2 separate regions of the Homo sapiens genome follow, and region 1 is linked to region 2. A link is a loop called in an ENCODE intact Hi-C map of the cell type or tissue named here. Cell type or tissue: MCF 10A. All regions are shown on one strand. Each heading gives the region's core, and the rest is flanking DNA. Links, peaks and the distances in the headings are about the cores only.

Region 1 (8,507 bases), core at 381-8,380, 120 kb before region 2:
GAGAGACACGTAAGAACAGAAACCAGTCAACTCAGTAGTTTGCATGCCTTCCATCTTTGTGACAGAATTGCCTATTATTGAGAGTATGAACGTTTTCACAAAATGAGAGACAGCTAGAAAGCCAGGGTTGAAGAGAATGCTCAGGATGAGGGGAAGGCATAATCTATGCTTTCTGGAAAGAATGTCATGCTTTCTTTAATATGAAGTTTCCACTATTTCTGTTCTAATTTGAACAGGGTACCCTGCTGTCACCCTTGTAATATGGGCCCAGAACAACTGCAGCTGCTGCTGGCCTGGTGGGATCCAGTGATGCAAATGCCACAGAATGCAGGTAGAACCAGGTCTAAGTCATTCCCCCCGGGCTAAGGCCCTGAGTCTTTGGCAGTCCTTCAGCCTTTGAGGAAGACAGTAAAGGTAAACATGTGACAAGGAATGTCAGATCAGGGAAGTGCCTCTTGAATCACAAAGTCAACCTTGCCATCTCACAGATAAGGAAGTTGAGCCCAAAAGTGAGCAAGTGGCTTCCTCAGGGTCATATATATATATATATAGTCTCATTAGTGTCAGAGTCAAGACATGAGCCCAGGTCTCTGGACTCCCAGGCCAGTGCTCTTGTAACTACCTCCCACTGTTGTCTCAGATTACAGGAACCAAATGCATGTCTGGCCTTGTGCTGCTTCGCATGCAAGCCAGGCTGACCTTTATGCTCCCAGAATCATCAGCCTTTTCATTGGAAACCATGGAAGGACGGTTCTGGGAAAATAATGAAAATCATACCACACCATAGAGACAACCAGAAGCCCTGCTCAGATGACAGAGTTCTCCTCGCCTTCCAGGTACTGAATCCCAAATATATGCATACACAGCAACTCCAGTTGGTGTTAGAATTAAGGAGATGGAAAACCGAACACTTGACAGTTCGGCCAGTTCTCTTCCCTTTTTTTTTTTTTTGCCTCCTACCCCCAGTCTTTCCCCAAAAGGCCAAAATCTAGAGCATTTGAGCCTTTGTCATTCACTGCCTGAGAGGAACTGGCTCCTGGGAGCAGAGACCAGCCGAGATTACAAGAAGCCTCTTCAACATGCAGCCAAGGCCCAGCCTTGGCCTCGGGAGAACATGGCTCTTGGGACACACGTAGGAAAAATTCCCTGCTTCTCAGCAAAAAGCCTCTTCAATCCTGGAGGGATCTTCTGAGGTTTGTGGGACTCCCTGCTCCCCACAAAGACTGTTTTCTTATACTTCCAGGAGCCCTGATATATGAATTCCTGTATGAGAGATTCATTTCTTTGTTCCTCACAGCATGAGGGGGTGGAGGAAGGGCTTCTAAATGCAAAAATCCTAGTGACATATTATATCTCAGAAACTGAACTTTACAGCCCCACCTTGTCCCTCTTGCTCTGCAACTACCAACCTCACTGGCCCTTTCTCTGAAGGTTGGACTGTGAGTGTGTGTGCAGGTGTGTGGACACCTTCCTTTTCACAACTCAAATGAGTAAAACCTGACTTTTCCCCCCGTACTGTTTACCACCTCCCCCTTCCCTCCACCCAAGGCACTTTCTTGTGTTCCAATGCCACTAATCCCTCTTACAGTAGAAACTCCGTAGTTTAGCTGCTGAGGGCTTGAATTTGTGACCCACCTGTTTCAGAAATATTTTCCTAGGGACCCAATGAATGCCATTACATACAAAGGTGGTGTAATGGCAGGGAATCTTTATGCGACACCATGAGGAGAGCCACCTATTGGGTAGGCTAAAGAGGTTGACTGCAGTGAGTGGCCAAGCAGAAGGCAGGGGCAGCTGGCAAGCAGAGCTCCGGGGCCACCCCCATAGCTTCCCACTACCCTGGCTCACACCCTAAGCTGCCCTCAGGGGGAGCAGGCCTAGGACTACCAGCCTGGGCACCAGGGGAGCTCTTGGGGAAGCTGAGAGGTCAACCTTGTAAGTTACTGCATCTGGCTTCTTCGCACAAGTTCATTGGGTTTTCAGAGTGTTCCTGGAACCTCAGGACAGGAGATGCCTGGAGTGCTAGAAATTCAGGATTCCCAAAAAATCCACTATCCCTTATGTCTGCAGCTGGACAAAGGGTCCCTCACGGTCCCCAGTAGGTTTGGGGGCACGTAGAAGTCTAGCCAGGGCTGGGAATTCTAGGGGGTGGTAAAGACAGGGTGCACAGCCACAGAATTGCCTGAGAACGGCCTGTTCCTTATTTGGCCTGTGACGCAGTTGGCACATTGAGCTTAGAGCAACAGGTAAACACAGCCTCACATTTGGAGTGGCCTAAAGGTTTCTACATTTCATCCCCACGGTGACTCAGTTGGTCAAAACAGGGGACATAATTGGTCCTATCTTACAGACAAGAAAACTGAGGCTCAGGAGGGGCAAGTGATTATCCCAGTGCTGCCCAGGGACAGATTTCCCAGGACTTCTGGACTATTCTTAGGCTTGCCGCTTCATGGCATAGATAGAACAGGAAACGGATGGAGCAGAGCTCAGCAAGGGAGATACTGGGAGAGCCTGTCTCCAGGAGGGACATGCCCCCACCCCAGGACTCAGCTCGTGGTCTGCATTCTCCCACTCAGTGGCCCCAGTGCCAACAGCACTGCTCAGAAACACTGCTGCCAACCGGTGCCCCTTCTGTAGCAGTGGGACTGGAGGGAGTTGCACACTCAGTCACGGAAACACCAGTGTCCTGATGTACAGCAAGCCCCTTTGATCAATCAGATGGGGACAGACTGACTCCTGAGTTCCCAGGGTCCTTTTCCTGAAGGAACATCCATTCTTTCCCTGTTAAACCCTGCATTCCTGGTCCAGCAGCAGAAAAGAGCCTTTCGGACACTGGAGCTTGAGGAAGATCTGTGCCTATTTATTAGAGAAGGTGGTGTTAGTATCAGGAAATAGGTGGATGGTGCTGGGTTTCTTGGGTTCAAACCCTGGGGCTCTGCTGTGTGACCTTGGGCACATCCCTACCCCTCTCTGGGCCTCAGTTTCCTCATGTGTCACATTACCTTGGATTAGACGGTCTCACTCTGATGGAGTTTTTAGTTATGTATCCATTCATTCAACAAACCTTTTATGAGTCAAGCCCTCCTGCAGGCACAGGGTTTGGTACACAGGATTCAGCAAGAAGACAGTCTGTGCTCTAAAAAAGGTCAGATTCTCATTCTGTAATGCTTTTTGGTCCTGCTGTCTTTTTATCATGCTGACTTACCTTTTCAGAAAATGCCCCCGCTTCCGCTGGAGAATGGAAATTGGCAAAGAGAGACGGAAAAGCTCCAATTTGCGCCTTTGCTATTTTAGGAGAGGTTGAAATTACGAGCCAAAGTGGAGTGATGCGCTAAGCGGAGTGACCTCCGTACTCCAAGAAAAGAGAAAACCCAGGTTCTCTGCTTGTGAAGTGGCTCGAGCTCTTAGGCGTGAGGCATTATTATATAAATTCAAGCTCGCTCGTGATCCTTAGTACCCTGAGTTGCCTGAAGGGGGGAATGGCACTGCCTGCGTGTGCAGTCCGGGAGTTCGAGCCGCCGCGGCAACCGGAGCGAGGAGCGCCCGTCCGCACCACCTGTCCCCGCCGGCATTCCAGAGTAGAGGCCGAATTGGCAGCGAGCCGGCCCGGGTCGGTCGCCGCCTCAGTTCGCGCGGGCCCTCCTAGGGGTGTGTCTCACGGATTCCACACCCGGCCGCTCCTGGACAAGCCCCGAAAGGCGTCTTCTTCCCTGGCGGGAGCCGCGTGCGCCCCGCTTTTCGCGCTGCTGTCCCGGGGCCGCCGCAGGCGGATGCACGTCCTCAGGCGACGCTGGGACCTGGGCTCCCTCTGCCGGGCCCTGCTCACTCGGGGCCTGGCCGCCCTGGGCCACTCGCTGAAGCACGTGCTCGGTGCGATCTTCTCCAAGATTTTCGGCCCCATGGCCAGGTACGTTCTAGGTGAAAGCGGGGTTCGCGCTCCCAGGCCAGGGCGCGAAGGTGCTGTACGGGGAGGGAAGGCAGCCGCGGGGGGTAGAGAAGGGCGTAAAGTTCCAGCTGGCCATTGGTGGCCCGGCTAGGGTCTCCGGAGGGGTGCGGCGCGCATTTGCCCACGCCGCGGCTCCGTCGCTACTGTTCCGCGGGCACCGGCAGCGCAGCGTCTCCGATAGCAAGTCGGGCTGCCGGCCGGCTCATTCCCCCAGGGTAACTCTGAGCCCCCGGCTCCGAGCTCCCTCGAGGCCGCCTACCGGGTGGGCAAGCGGGCGCGGGCGCCGGCAAAAGGAGGGCTTCGGGGCATGCGGGGAGAAACCCGGACAGAGGTGTGCGCTCCAAAGAGGATAGGGGCAGAAGAGCCCGGAGAGTCCGGCGGACGAAGCGGGATGGGGATGGGAGCGGGAGCCACCGAGAGTGGAGCGAGACACGCGGGGGCCCGGACTGGGGGCGTGAGTTGAGGAGTGGGGCGACTGGGCCCGGAGGGGTCCCACTGGGGCTAAACCCCGTGGAGGGGCTCCGGGGAGCTCCGGAGAGCTCTGGCGGGGGGAGGGGGCGAACGGCCCGCGGGAAGGAGTCGGGGTGGGGGTGTGTGTGTGCCGCAGAAGCCACAGCGCTGAGCCTGCCGGGAAGGAAGGAAGCGGGGAAGGGAGCCGCCGCCGCAGCCGCCGCCGCCGTGGAGTACTCGGTGCGGAGGGGAGGGGGAGAGGGGCGCAGCAGCGGCTCCAGGGGAAGGGGGCGGTGCGGGGGCACGACGAGCGCGGGCTGAGCTGCGGGATTGACGTAACGAGCTTGGGTTTCCCCCAGCGTCGGGAACATGGATGAGAAATCCAACAAGCTGCTGCTAGCTTTGGTGATGCTCTTCCTATTTGCCGTGATCGTCCTCCAATACGTGTGCCCCGGCACAGAATGCCAGCTCCTCCGCCTGCAGGCGTTCAGCTCCCCGGTGCCGGACCCGTACCGCTCGGAGGATGAGAGCTCCGCCAGGTTCGTGCCCCGCTACAATTTCACCCGCGGCGACCTCCTGCGCAAGGTAGACTTCGACATCAAGGGCGATGACCTGATCGTGTTCCTGCACATCCAGAAGACCGGGGGCACCACTTTCGGCCGCCACTTGGTGCGTAACATCCAGCTGGAGCAGCCGTGCGAGTGCCGCGTGGGTCAGAAGAAATGCACTTGCCACCGGCCGGGTAAGCGGGAAACCTGGCTCTTCTCCAGGTTCTCCACGGGCTGGAGCTGCGGGTTGCACGCCGACTGGACCGAGCTCACCAGCTGTGTGCCCTCCGTGGTGGACGGCAAGCGCGACGCCAGGCTGAGACCGTCCAGGTGAGTGCGCGCCGGTAGTCGAGCGGGACCCGGGCCTAGGCGGGCGGAGGGCTGGGAGGCGCGGCTGGCCCAAGCCGGGGACCTAGCGCGCACCCTGACGCCCGGGCGTTTGCACCCCGGCTGGGCAGGTGCTGGGCGCCCAGTAGCGCACGTTCGCCGCGCTGTGGCGGCCACAGAAAGGCTTTCCGCTCCGGCCCCGGACTGACCGTCTGTCTGTCCGCAGGGTGGCCTGCGTGATGGTTGGCAGAGCGTGCGGGGGAGGCGGCCGAGCGGCCGGAACGGGGCCGCTGGGACGGGGCATCGTACTCAGTCTCCGCACTGGAGAGCCCTAAAGAGCCGCGCTCTCCGTGCAGCGTCTCTGGATCCCTGCTTTCTTCTACTCTGCACCCGGGTTCCGAAGTCTCCTTTCAGCGCTCTCTTCCTCCTTTCGGCGCCCGCATTCTTCCCTCCCCCCGCTTTCCCCCCTATTTCGTCTATTTGCCTTGTTCTCCCTCTTTCTCTCTTGTGTCCTAGATGTTGTCTGCTCCTGTTTGCTCGCTGTTTCCTTCTTTCCATTCCCCTCTCTCGCTTTTATTCTTTTTCTCTCTTACCCTTTCTGTTTTTCTCTTCTTGCCGGACTTTTATCACCTCGCTCCTTCCCCGCTCTGGCTCTGGTCTTCCCGGGCGACTGGGTGTCCCTCTGTCGCTATTTTCCGACATCCAAGGAGAGCTCATGGTTCCCAGGCTTGCTTATCACTACTGGCTGCATGAGAGGCATCCGTGGCTCTTTGGGAGTGGCGGGGGGCACCCCGCGGACCGAAGGGCGGGCTGGGATGGTGCCCTGGACCCCATGTGGGGTTCAGTCACCAGGAGCCTCTCCTGATTTACAAAAAATATTTAAAAAGCTTGAGCCCCAGCATGGGGCGCTGCCAGCCCATGTTCTGTGAGCCTGGGCTGATGCGGTAAAAGCTGATTTATTAATAGTCTGTAGCCAGAAGCAAGGGTATTTTCCTCCCTCCAGACGCGATGTCCAGTTGCTAGAGGTCATGCAGTACTGTAAAGTGGGTGGTGGTGGGGTGGGGGAAGTGAGTGCTATGGGGTGCAGTTAGTCCAGCCAGGGCTACTGTTTCGCAAGTCTCCTTAAAACAAATCTGGGCTGAAGCAGGGAGTCCAGGGGGTGCACAAGGTGAGTTTCATGGCCTGGAGGCCTCTGGATGGGGTCTCTGGGCCGGCAAGGACATGTCTGTGTCCCATCCCCATCCCCCGGGTGCACTTGGTACCCTGGACAAGGGGATGCTTTGCAGGTGACTGTTAGAACGCAACAACCAGTGTGGATTTTTCTGTCCAACTGCAGCAAATAGAGCCCTAGAGCCCTCTGACTTTCAGATTACCATTGAGATTTAAGGGGAACATCACCCCCTGGCTCTCCTCTTCACTCTCTCTTCTCTCAGTTTACACTGTCCTTTCTCAAATGCTGGAATTGTGTCAGAATCTGCCAAACTTGTATTTCCTTTCCAATACTAACAAATTTTTTCTTCCACCCCAAGAAAACCTTAGCCCCAGGACCTCAATCCATTGGTACAATTGTGTAAGTCATTGTCACAACAATATTCTGGTGTTTAATAAGTTCCCAAACAATTTGGCAATATTGAAAAGAATTTCTCATACTGACAGACCTTGTAGGTGTATTGAGAGGTGGTAATATTTAAAAAGCTCTTCTGGGCAAAAGTAGAATTCCACAGCCATGACTATAGCAGAGAAGTGAAAACAAGGTCTTGGTCACCATGAAAGCCATGGCCTTGTCTGGAGTTCCATGGGGCACATGTGCCTTTACTGATCCTTTTGAACATGTAGGTCAGAGTATGATGTCTATAAACACACATTATTAATGTGGTCTAGATTATCTGTTTGGTGGCTACTGTCCTCTGGCAGATTCCTTCCCGCATTCTCCAGAAGATAACCAGAACCCCTCAAAGCCTCTTGGATTGTCCCAAATTGAAGCAAAATTATTTGAAATGACATAGGATTTTCTTGGTTATTAAAAGGGTGATACTACAGTAGCATCTAGTCTAATCAAAGAGCAACCATGTTCTAAAAAGTCACAGTTACTGGATTTTACGGTGTTTGCAAAAATGAAATAAAACTTGCTAGAGAAATGCATTGCTACCTCAAGGGCACCTTTTTATTTCATTCATTCCTGCCCACCTCCAGAAATATTCACTTTGAAGAATAGGGATAGCCTAGGGGTTCCAGAATTTCTCTGGATGTTGACAGATCCCCTAGGAGGTTGCAGGACCAGTTCTGTGAGTTCTGATAATCTGTAAGAGCTAAGGTGTGCATGTGTGTGTGAGAATGAGAGAGTGTGTGTATGTGACTGTTGTATGTGTCTGTGCGAGGCAAAAATTTAGAGGTAAAGGCAGCTGCACCGATGGTGAAATGTGGGGGTGAGAAGCTGGTGTCTGGAAATGGGAGAGTCTGCTTTTGGGAGTTCCTGTGTCAAACAGCCTCTCCATGCCAGCTGGTGGTCTCTGTGCTCCTCTCAACTGAGGGGAACAACAGTTCCACCTTTCTGGCCTGGGAGTTCAGACAGCTGGGCCTTAGTTCTAGGCCAGCCACTAACCAGCCATGTGACCCTCGACCAGATCCTGTGTAGAGAGTGCACTCCAGTTTATGATAAGCGTTCATATCCCTTATCTCTGGTATTCCTCTGTAAACCTGCACCATCTTCAGCAAGAGGCCAGAGTGGACAAAAGGATCCCCATTTATCAGATGAGAATGAAGCCCAAAAAGGCTAAAGGGCTTCCCCGGGGTCACTGAGTTTTTTTAGCGGCACAGCAGGAATCTGACTGCACTTCTGTCTGACTCCACAACCCTTGCTCTGTTGACTGCACCTTGATGAACAAGGGTTTTTTGCAAAACCACAGTGAGGTCTTGAGTTAGTCATTCCCACAAAGTGAATGAACACAATAAATGTTGGCTGTTGTTGTTATCACCTACATCATTATCATCGTCAGTCATTTTACAACATGTGAGTTTGGATGAGTTTTTGGGCCAGGATTACCACACCCATTGGGAGAAGAACGGATTTCTACATCCCTAAGGCTTTCTATTCACTGGGGATAGGTTTTGTGGCTAGATTGCAGAGGGGTCTTTCATTGCCATGTTGGGAATCCCTGCAAAGCTGAGCAGGATGGGAGCGGGCTGAGGCCTGGTTGGATGAGCTTCAGTAGGAGCCTTCAGCTGCGACAGGAACC
Region 2 (8,507 bases), core at 438-8,437:
TTTCACCTTTTAACTGGCTATTTGGGTATCAAGTTCAACTGAAGTGTACTTTTGAGAACTGTCACAGTAGGGCCTCCCCATTTTATATGGTAGCTCACCAAACTGACTGCTGCTGCCAGCACCCTTTTGGTTTGCTCTTAATTCTATTGGGAGCCCTATTGCTGGCAAGAAGGCTCCTCATTTAATTCCCATAATAAGCTTCATTTTCAGCAATGCCTCCCTACCCTGAGCTTCATAAAGAGTATCATGCCTGTCGATTTTCTTTACAGAAAGGTGAGCGGTACTTCTGTTGCCCAGTTTGATACCCAGTAGGGAGATTCACAAGATGCCAAGGGTCTTCTACAGAGGAGGTACTAGAAGAGTATTTGTGGAGTATATGAAGGACCAAGGATGCAGCAACTAAGCAATATGTATACTGATTATAGATATTTTCTTGATTTTGGGGGGAAAAACCTCCAGATAAGAAAAGCAGTCTCATTGGAGACCTTTGGAAAAATGAACAATAAATCTTTGGAGCTCTTCTAAAGTTGGTAAGTCTCAAGTTTCTCCCATAGTTCTACGTAAGAGTACTAGCTCATTATTTCTCATAGAAATAATTGAGAGACTGAATTTCCTTCAAAGTATGAAATTGGGTGATTGTATGAGATCATGTGATTTCATTTCCTCTGTTAGGGCTTTCTCACCACTTGTAACTAGAATTTAAGAACAACTTTGTTGCACTTGAAAAAGAATTAAGCTCTGTAAGCCTACTGCTTTCCACTGGCCCACTCCAGTTTTAAAATTGCTTTGCGATTTTTATGAACCACCCCTGTGAAGTTAATAAAACACAAACATGGTATGCATTATATATGAGAGGGAAATAGAAAATGTTCAACATAACCGCTTTTATCATTAAGAACAGGCAGCATACAGAATGATTTAAGAATAAGTGCTAATGTTTATGCATTTTTGTACCTGCACATATATTAGAATTGACTTCAATTCTTAGTCATGGCCAGATAAGGACACAATGGCTGTAGGAAGGGCAAAGTAGGAAGAAGAAAAAAAGGGGAAGGAAAGGAGAAATAGAGTGAAATTAATATTTTATGAGCTTCCAAAATGTATCAGGCACTGTACTAGGCATTTTCACACACCCAATTCCATTTAATCCTTAAAACATTCTTGCAATATACAGGCTTTTAAAATCCCAATAATATTAATAACATGTGTTAGGTACTTAGAGAGAAAGGGAGGGAGGGAGAGAGAGGGAGGATGAAGAGGAAGGGGAAGAGGAGGAGGAGGGAGTGACAAAGGGAAAGAGAAAGGGAGAGTGGGGAGGAGGGAAACCCAACGCTTGCCTCATTCCAAAATATTTGGGCTTGATTGACTTTGGGAACCTGCATTATTGATCTCATGATTCTGAGTCTCCCCTCTACCTCATGCAACTAAATTCAATTGTTAAATTAACTGGATCTTTGTGGGTATAATATCAAATTAGAACTAAAGATACTTGTTTCATAGTCAAGAGCCAAGTGGTTGACCCAGTTCACAGCTCTTCAGCTGCTCTTACTACTTCTGCAGAGGCTCTAATTTATTTATTATTTTTTTTTGAGACAGAGTCTCACTCTGTTGCTCAGGCTGGAGTGCAGTGGCAAAATCTCAGCTCACTGCAAACTCTGCCTGCTGGGTTCAAGTGATTCTCCTGCTCAGCTTCCCGAGTAGCTGAGATTACAGGCGTGCACCACCATGCCTGGCTAATTTTTGTATTTTTAGTAGAGATGGGGTTTCACCATGTTGGCCAGGCTGGTTTTGAACTCCTAACCTCAAGTGATTTACGTGTCTCGGCCTCCCAAAGTGTTGGGATCACAGACATGAACCACCGTGCCCGGCCAGAGGTTCTAATTTGAAGAGGATACTCATTTGCATCTTCCCACTTCCATGGGAAGCTGTTTTTTACCCTCCTCTTCTGGTTGCAGATCCTTATCATCTTGAACAATTGTTGATCCTCATAGGTAACTTTTTTTTATGTGTATAAATTTAAGGTTTACAAGTGCAGTTTTGTTACATGGATATATTGCCTAGTGATGGAGTTTAGGCTTTTAGTGTAATCATCATTGGAATGATGTACACTGTATCTATTAAGTAATTTCTCATCCCTCAACCCCTTCCCACACTCCCACCCTTCCGAGGTTCCAGTGTTTATTATTCCACACTCTATGTGCATGTGTGCACATTATTTAGTGCCCACTTATAAGTGACAACGCTAGGTATTTGACTGTTTCTGAGTTGTTTGACATAAGATAATGGCCGTCAGTTACATCCATGTTGCTGCAGAAGACATAATTTCCTTCTTTTTTATGGTTGCATAGTATGCCACGGTGTGTGTGTGTATATACATACATGTGTGTGTATATATATATATATATATATATATATATATATATATATATATACACACACTACATTTTCTGTATGCAGTCATCCGTTGATGGGCACTTAGATCGATTCCGTGTCTTTGCTATTGTGAATAGTGTTGTGATTAACATGAGTGCAGATGTCTTTTTGATATAATGATTTCTTTTCCTTTGGGTAAATCACAGTAGTAGGATTGCTGGATCAAATGGTGGTTCTATTTTTTTTTTTTTTTGAGGAATCTTCATACTGTTTTCCATAGAGGTTGTACTAACTTGCATTCCCACCAACAGTGTATAAGCTTTCTCTTTTCTCTGCATTCTTGCCAACATCTGTTTTTTTTTTTTCCGACTTTTTAATAATAACCATTCTGACTGGTGTAAGATGGTATCTCATTGTGGTTTTAATTTGCATTTCTCTGATGAGTAATGATTTTGAGCATTTTATTATATGCTTGTTGGTCATTTGTATGTCTTCTTGAAAAATGACTATTCATGTCTTTTGCCCGCTTTTTAATTGGGGTGTTTTTTTAAAAAAAAATAGTGACGGCAGGTGGTATGTTCCTCACACTTGACTTGTCATTTACAACTGAATTTTTCAGCTCACGATATTGAAATCCAGAACCACTTTTTCTATAGTCAAGTGTGATTCAGCAAAAAATAAAACCTTCTTGCATTCATTTGGAAGTAATATATGTCCTTTTGGAATTTCTGTGTAAGTCCTTTTTTAGTGAGAAAAAAATCAAGTCCAAGTTAAAATGATAAAATACTAAATTCGGTGTTGCCAAGTAGAGTTTAATTTCAATTCAGATACTATAATTTATAATTCTGGGTCTTAGGAGCCAAAGCCTCCTTAGACCATCCCTTTAATCCAGGCCTATCATTTGGAGATCTCATAGCTCCCTTCACTGTAATCACCGTCTGGTGCTAGATAGTGGAACTGAGATACTTCTTTGCTAATGACCTACTTGCTTTCAGATACAGGGCAACCAGCGGATGGTTCCTGGGATCTCATCTGATGAGTGACATCTTTCCGGACAGAACTGATGACTCTCTGGCAGTAAAAGGGTGGAGAGGGCAGGGCAGATATGTTTCACGAGCAAGAAGGGAAATAGTGTGTTGTAAAGCTTTGCTGTAGGCCTGCCAGGATCTGGTGAAGTGGGTGGGCGGGGAGAGCTTGTGTTCACAGAAGAGTCAGATGGTTAAAGAATTTATGATAATTAAAATGACGTTTCTATGTAAGTCTGAAGGAATACAGCCATAAAAACATAATTGCTGTAAAACATGCTGCATCAGACTAAATAACCACTTGATGATGGCAACTATGCCTGTGCCATAAAGAAACCTGTGCTTTTGTGAGGAGAAAAAAATATGTATTTATTATGGCTATTTGCGTCTCATGTTAATTGTTCACAACAAAGCCATTGATTAAGCAATGACTCCTTACAAGATGGGGCTGGATCAAATAATGCACAGAGTACAGCAAACAAAAAATGGTTGTGAGATGAAAGGATGATTCTGAGAAACAGGGTCAAGCTGAGAACTCTCTGAACTCTCCTTGGGCACCTGCAGTCATAGTTCTAGAAGTGTGCGGAACAATTTGAATGAGAGATTAGATCTGAGTTTCGGGGTTTTCTTTTCCCAAATTCTACTCTGTAAAGAATGGCTTGCCTGGATATGGAAGAAGTGCTAATGGAGGGAAACAATAAGGACTGTTTCACAGGAACCTGCCACACAGGGTTCCTGTTTGAGGTAGAGATTTAGTGACACTGCCTGAACTCAATCAGAGTGAAGCCAGGCTTTCTGCATTCTGCTAGTTTCACTGCAAACTGTGGCCAGTGGGGCCAGCATTCAGTCAGAAACACCTGTCTAGGAAGTCACAAGGCCATTTATGATTAGTCTTCCCAATCTGGACATCATGGAGCAGACTCAGGCACGTGAATGGCGTCTATTTACACACACACACACACACACACACACACGGCTATACTGTTTTCCTGGACAATCATTTTTCCCACATTTCCTGGAGGAACTACTGGAATCACAAATCACAATTTGTGGCTTGCCCTGGGTAATGAGTCATTGGATGGAATTTCATTTGGTAGATTTAAAGAGAGTTAGTGTTGATCTATGAAGCCAGATGATTTAAGAAATTGAAGCAGTAACAAGTAAATTGCTTTTCTCTTGTACTGCAAAATGCTTTCTAGGCGTTTTTGGCTTTTCTTTTTAAAATGGATTTATAATGCCATTTCTCTCCACCTCACGGCTCAAGTAAACCTCTTTGCTCTGATGAATCCTAAATGACTCCTCATTTCCCACAAACAGATTGTTCAAAGGAGTTCTTAATATCTTGTTTTACACTGTGGAAGCTAGAATTTTTAATTCTATAGGACACACAAATGAATATACATTCCCTGTTAGAGGCTTTATTTATTCTGACTCCTCTCATGAAAAATTATGTCCAACTATGTTCAAATTCCTTGACCTTATAATCAAGGCCTGCCACTAACCAACCTAAACTCACTTGCCTTTATTTATTTGTTCATCTGGAAGCAATAGGAAAGGCTTAGAATCTGCCATGTAGTATGCTAGTTGTTAAAGAGGATACAGAAAAGAAAAAGGATCTGGGATACAGATAAGTCCAGCTGCTTCCTTCAAGCAATTTACTGGCCATTGGCCAGGGCAGATATGAGAGTGGACACTTCTATGAGATATGTTGAACCTGTGTTGAAGTGTGTGCAAAGGACTATGAGAGGAGAGGAGAGCTGTTGCTTCTCACAGCAGCACCTCCTCTACATGGGATGCAGAGAGTCCAAGAATGCTCCAAAATGGCCTTTTCCATCTTCATAATGGCCTTCCAGCCTTCCCATTTGTGGGCACAGGGGCCCCCTGCCCTAGCAACCTTAAGGTGCCCTGTTGCCAGTACCCTTGAGACTCCCTCATGTTTACGGATAGATTGTAAATTACACATGAAAAAGGTCTCATATTAACTATTTTAACTTTACAGAAACCCCACAGAAGTGCAGCCCACTTGGTCTTGAGCTCCTTGAAGGCGAGGACTATGTGATGCCACATCTGTAACCCAAGAACCCAGCACAAAGTGTTGCACATAGCAGATGCTCAATAAAAGTTTTAAACTGCTGGGGGAAGAAAGTACTATGGGCATCTGGAAGAGGGGCCAGCTAACTCCACATAGGGGACTCTGGAGCTGTGCTAAAAAATGTGTGGTCCACTGCTTCACTTGAAGAGCCTAAAAAATGTGTAGAGATTTATGAGGGATTAATAGGCTCAAGAATTCGAAAGGGTACTCCAGACAGCTCAGAGCTCTTGCCCCCAGAATATGTGAGGCATCGAAACAGGAAAGTAAAATGTTTCTAGCAGATTTCTTCCCCCCTCCACCCCAGACAGTCTTGCTCTGTCACCCAAGCTGGAGTGCAGTGTCGCAATCTCAGCTCACTGCAACCTCCACCTCCCAGGTTCAAGCGATTCTCCTGCCTCAGCCTCCCGAGTAGCTAGGATTACAGGCGCCTGCCACCTTGCCCGGCTAATTTTTGTATTTTTAGTGGAGACGGGGTTTCGCCATGTTGGCCAGGCTGGTCTCAAACTCCTGACCTCAGGTGATCTGCCTGCCTTGGCCTCCAAAGTGCTGGCATTACAGGCGTGGCCTAAAATGTTTATAACAGATTTCTTATCAATCTGGTTCTCTAAACCACAGGGACCACTTGGTGAACCTGAAGTTTTGTGACTACAAGGAGATACATAAATGTGTATTTGAGTTACCTTCATACAGCTACAATTTGGAGAAGGACGTCCAGGAAGATACTGAGAGGAGAAGTAATCATCGGGTACTGTTTAAGAGAGCCGCTGTCATTACTGCCTTTACTGGGTTGGGGTCAGAGACAGGTGGGGGAGGTGCTCTGCAGGTTGTGTTTTATGTAATTGGTGCTCCGTCCTCCTCCTTCTGTTATATCACTCATCTGTGCAGCTTTTCATCTCATATGTATTTTCCACCATGGTGGCCTTTGTAAGACATAAGGTGAGCAAACTGCTTATTAAGGTAAGACAATGGAGGCCCCATTTTAAAAAGGTTAAGATGTCCTCAAAAGTGTCAGCGCATCCCAGGAATCATTAACAGTGTATGGAATGCACAGCCTGGTATTTTCCAAAGGCCACACTAACCTTTTCAAGCATGGAACAGGCTAAAAGGAATGGATTTCTTCACCATTTGATGAGAGAAGAAATCTTTTTAAATGCTTATTTTTATTTGCTTGCTGAGAATCATCTCTGTGAAGCTCAATATGGAGAAATGAATTCTGAACATTTTAGCAACTCACTTAAAATACCATTAGAAAGCACTTGGGTTATTAAAAGCTGAAAACAAAGGACTAGGAGCCCTCTGGCACTAATAACACTTAGGGAGAAAGCGAGAGCCACCTATGCCCTCATGTTTGCCAAAAATGTATTTGAATTTAAACTCTTCATTGTTAAGAAGGGAAGCTTAAGTTTTGCCAAACCCTTTTTGCCTTTCAGTACAACCACTTTTCCATGTAATTGGCTCAACACTGCTATTTGCATAATTGTCATATTTTTCTGCTTCCCAAGAGGGCTGTAAAGCGTAAAGGTGAACTGCAAAGCTTTGACAAAGTGCACATTTATGTGTGATGTGCAATTCTCAAATTACGAAGAAAATTATATCTTTTTCATTGAGTTTATCTTACACTTGGAAATGAAGTATTCAGAACTCATTGCCCCCTGAGATGAGTTTAGCCTGCTTTTCTTTAACTTGGCCAAAGTGCAATTTCCTGAGCCTTGGGTCTTCAAATAATGATGTTGCCACAGGACCTTGACTGTATGAATGACCTAAAGCAGAGGCATTTTTCTTTAAGCCGCGGAATAACAATAAGCTCTTTTAGTTGGAATCAGAGATTTCATCACAGCTGGGCCATCCGTTAAGCTCTGAGAGGTCAAACAGATCATTTAACCTCTCAAAGCCTCAGTTTGTTTAACTGTAAAATGGGCATGCCTTTAACTCACACATGTATTGAGTGCTTATATGTGAGGAAGTATTTTACCCAGGGCTTGGTGCATAGTAAGTGTTCTAATAAACACATGATATTGCCTCGTTCCTCTTCTTTTATAGCAGGTGGATGGCATTTAAATGAATGAGAGGGCTTGAACTTTGGCACGGGAAAAGAATGGAGTTGAGTCCTGCCTATGTCACCTTTTTAGGGAGTGGGAGGATGGGGTTGCAGAGAGCTGTGTGACCTTGGGCAGGTTACATAGCAGGAGAGCCTCAGTTTCTGTATCTGCCAAATGAGGATGGATAATAGAATGTGATTGTGCATATAAACAGCATGTAAATGCTCAGTGTTACCTGTAGTTATTAACATTTCATCCTTAACAGCGGTCATTATCAGGTTTAAGATATGGCCCTATGAGGAGTTAATGGGTGCAGCACACCAGCGTGGCACATATATACATATGTAACTAACCTGCACATTGTGCACATGTACCCTAAAACTTAAAGTATAATAATTTAAAAAAAAAAAAAAAGATCTGGCCGTGAAAACTTATGTTCCCTCCAGGTTTGCTGTGTGTTGTCCCATCACTTTTCACATTGGGGAGAGTGGAATGTTCAACTTCCCTTCCTGTGAATGCTCCTGGAAGCCTCCTGCTTACTTCCCCAAGTGGGGACTAGATTTTTACAGGTTTCCTAATTGCTGTGTGCTTCTGGCTGCAGCCTGAGGGCATCAGATTACAGTGCCAAATGGAGGAATAGTATTCTGGGTGTGATACTGATCAGATCAGGAAGATATCAGGACACTAGACATCCGGCATCTGACAGCTGGTCACAGGGGTCACTTTTGATCCCTAGTTTCCCCTTGACAAGGTTAGCCACTACATGCCAAGTGTTTCATGGGCAGAATTCTAGCCAAGCACTAAACTCTGACAGAGAAGGAGAAATACAGGCTGGCAGGAGGGCTGGCATTGCCCTAATGTCACAGCTGGCACTCACATTCCAATGAATGAATCTTGGATCAATTGCTAATGTACGGGGCCCAACACAACATTAACAGATCAAAATAAGAGGAAGTTGGAAAGTATTCAAGTTTCCAG

What was found. A loop is a pair of places that touch in the nucleus more often than their neighbours do. Peaks named below come from ENCODE experiments on the same cell type or tissue, not always from the same donor. Only the 100,000 strongest peaks of a DNase experiment are listed, where the experiment ranks them.
Region 1: it touches region 2 in a loop (5-fold over the local background); 3 of 110 quality-filtered maps call a loop at or near these places.

What each region holds. Positions count from the first base shown.
Region 1 is chrX:132,953,575-132,962,081 of GRCh38, reverse strand. It overlaps HS6ST2 (heparan sulfate 6-O-sulfotransferase 2), which reads left to right and starts at 3,453. Exons shown (of 5, transcript NM_001394073.1): 1 at 3,453-3,907; 2 at 4,756-5,274. The coding sequence starts at 3,480. It overlaps LOC124905219 (a long non-coding RNA gene), which reads right to left and starts at 4,647. Exons shown (of 2, transcript XR_007068337.1): 1 at 3,206-4,647. RefSeq lists an enhancer at 3,574-4,074. In MCF 10A, for the core only: no CTCF peak of the experiment used is centred there; no DNase peak of the experiment used is centred there.
Region 2 is chrX:132,833,198-132,841,704 of GRCh38, reverse strand. The region is part of intron 2 of HS6ST2 (heparan sulfate 6-O-sulfotransferase 2); the gene reads left to right. Among named protein-coding and RNA genes, the nearest start is that of HS6ST2, 120 kb to the left of the region's middle. In MCF 10A, for the core only: no CTCF peak of the experiment used is centred there; a DNase peak (open chromatin) is centred at 4,414.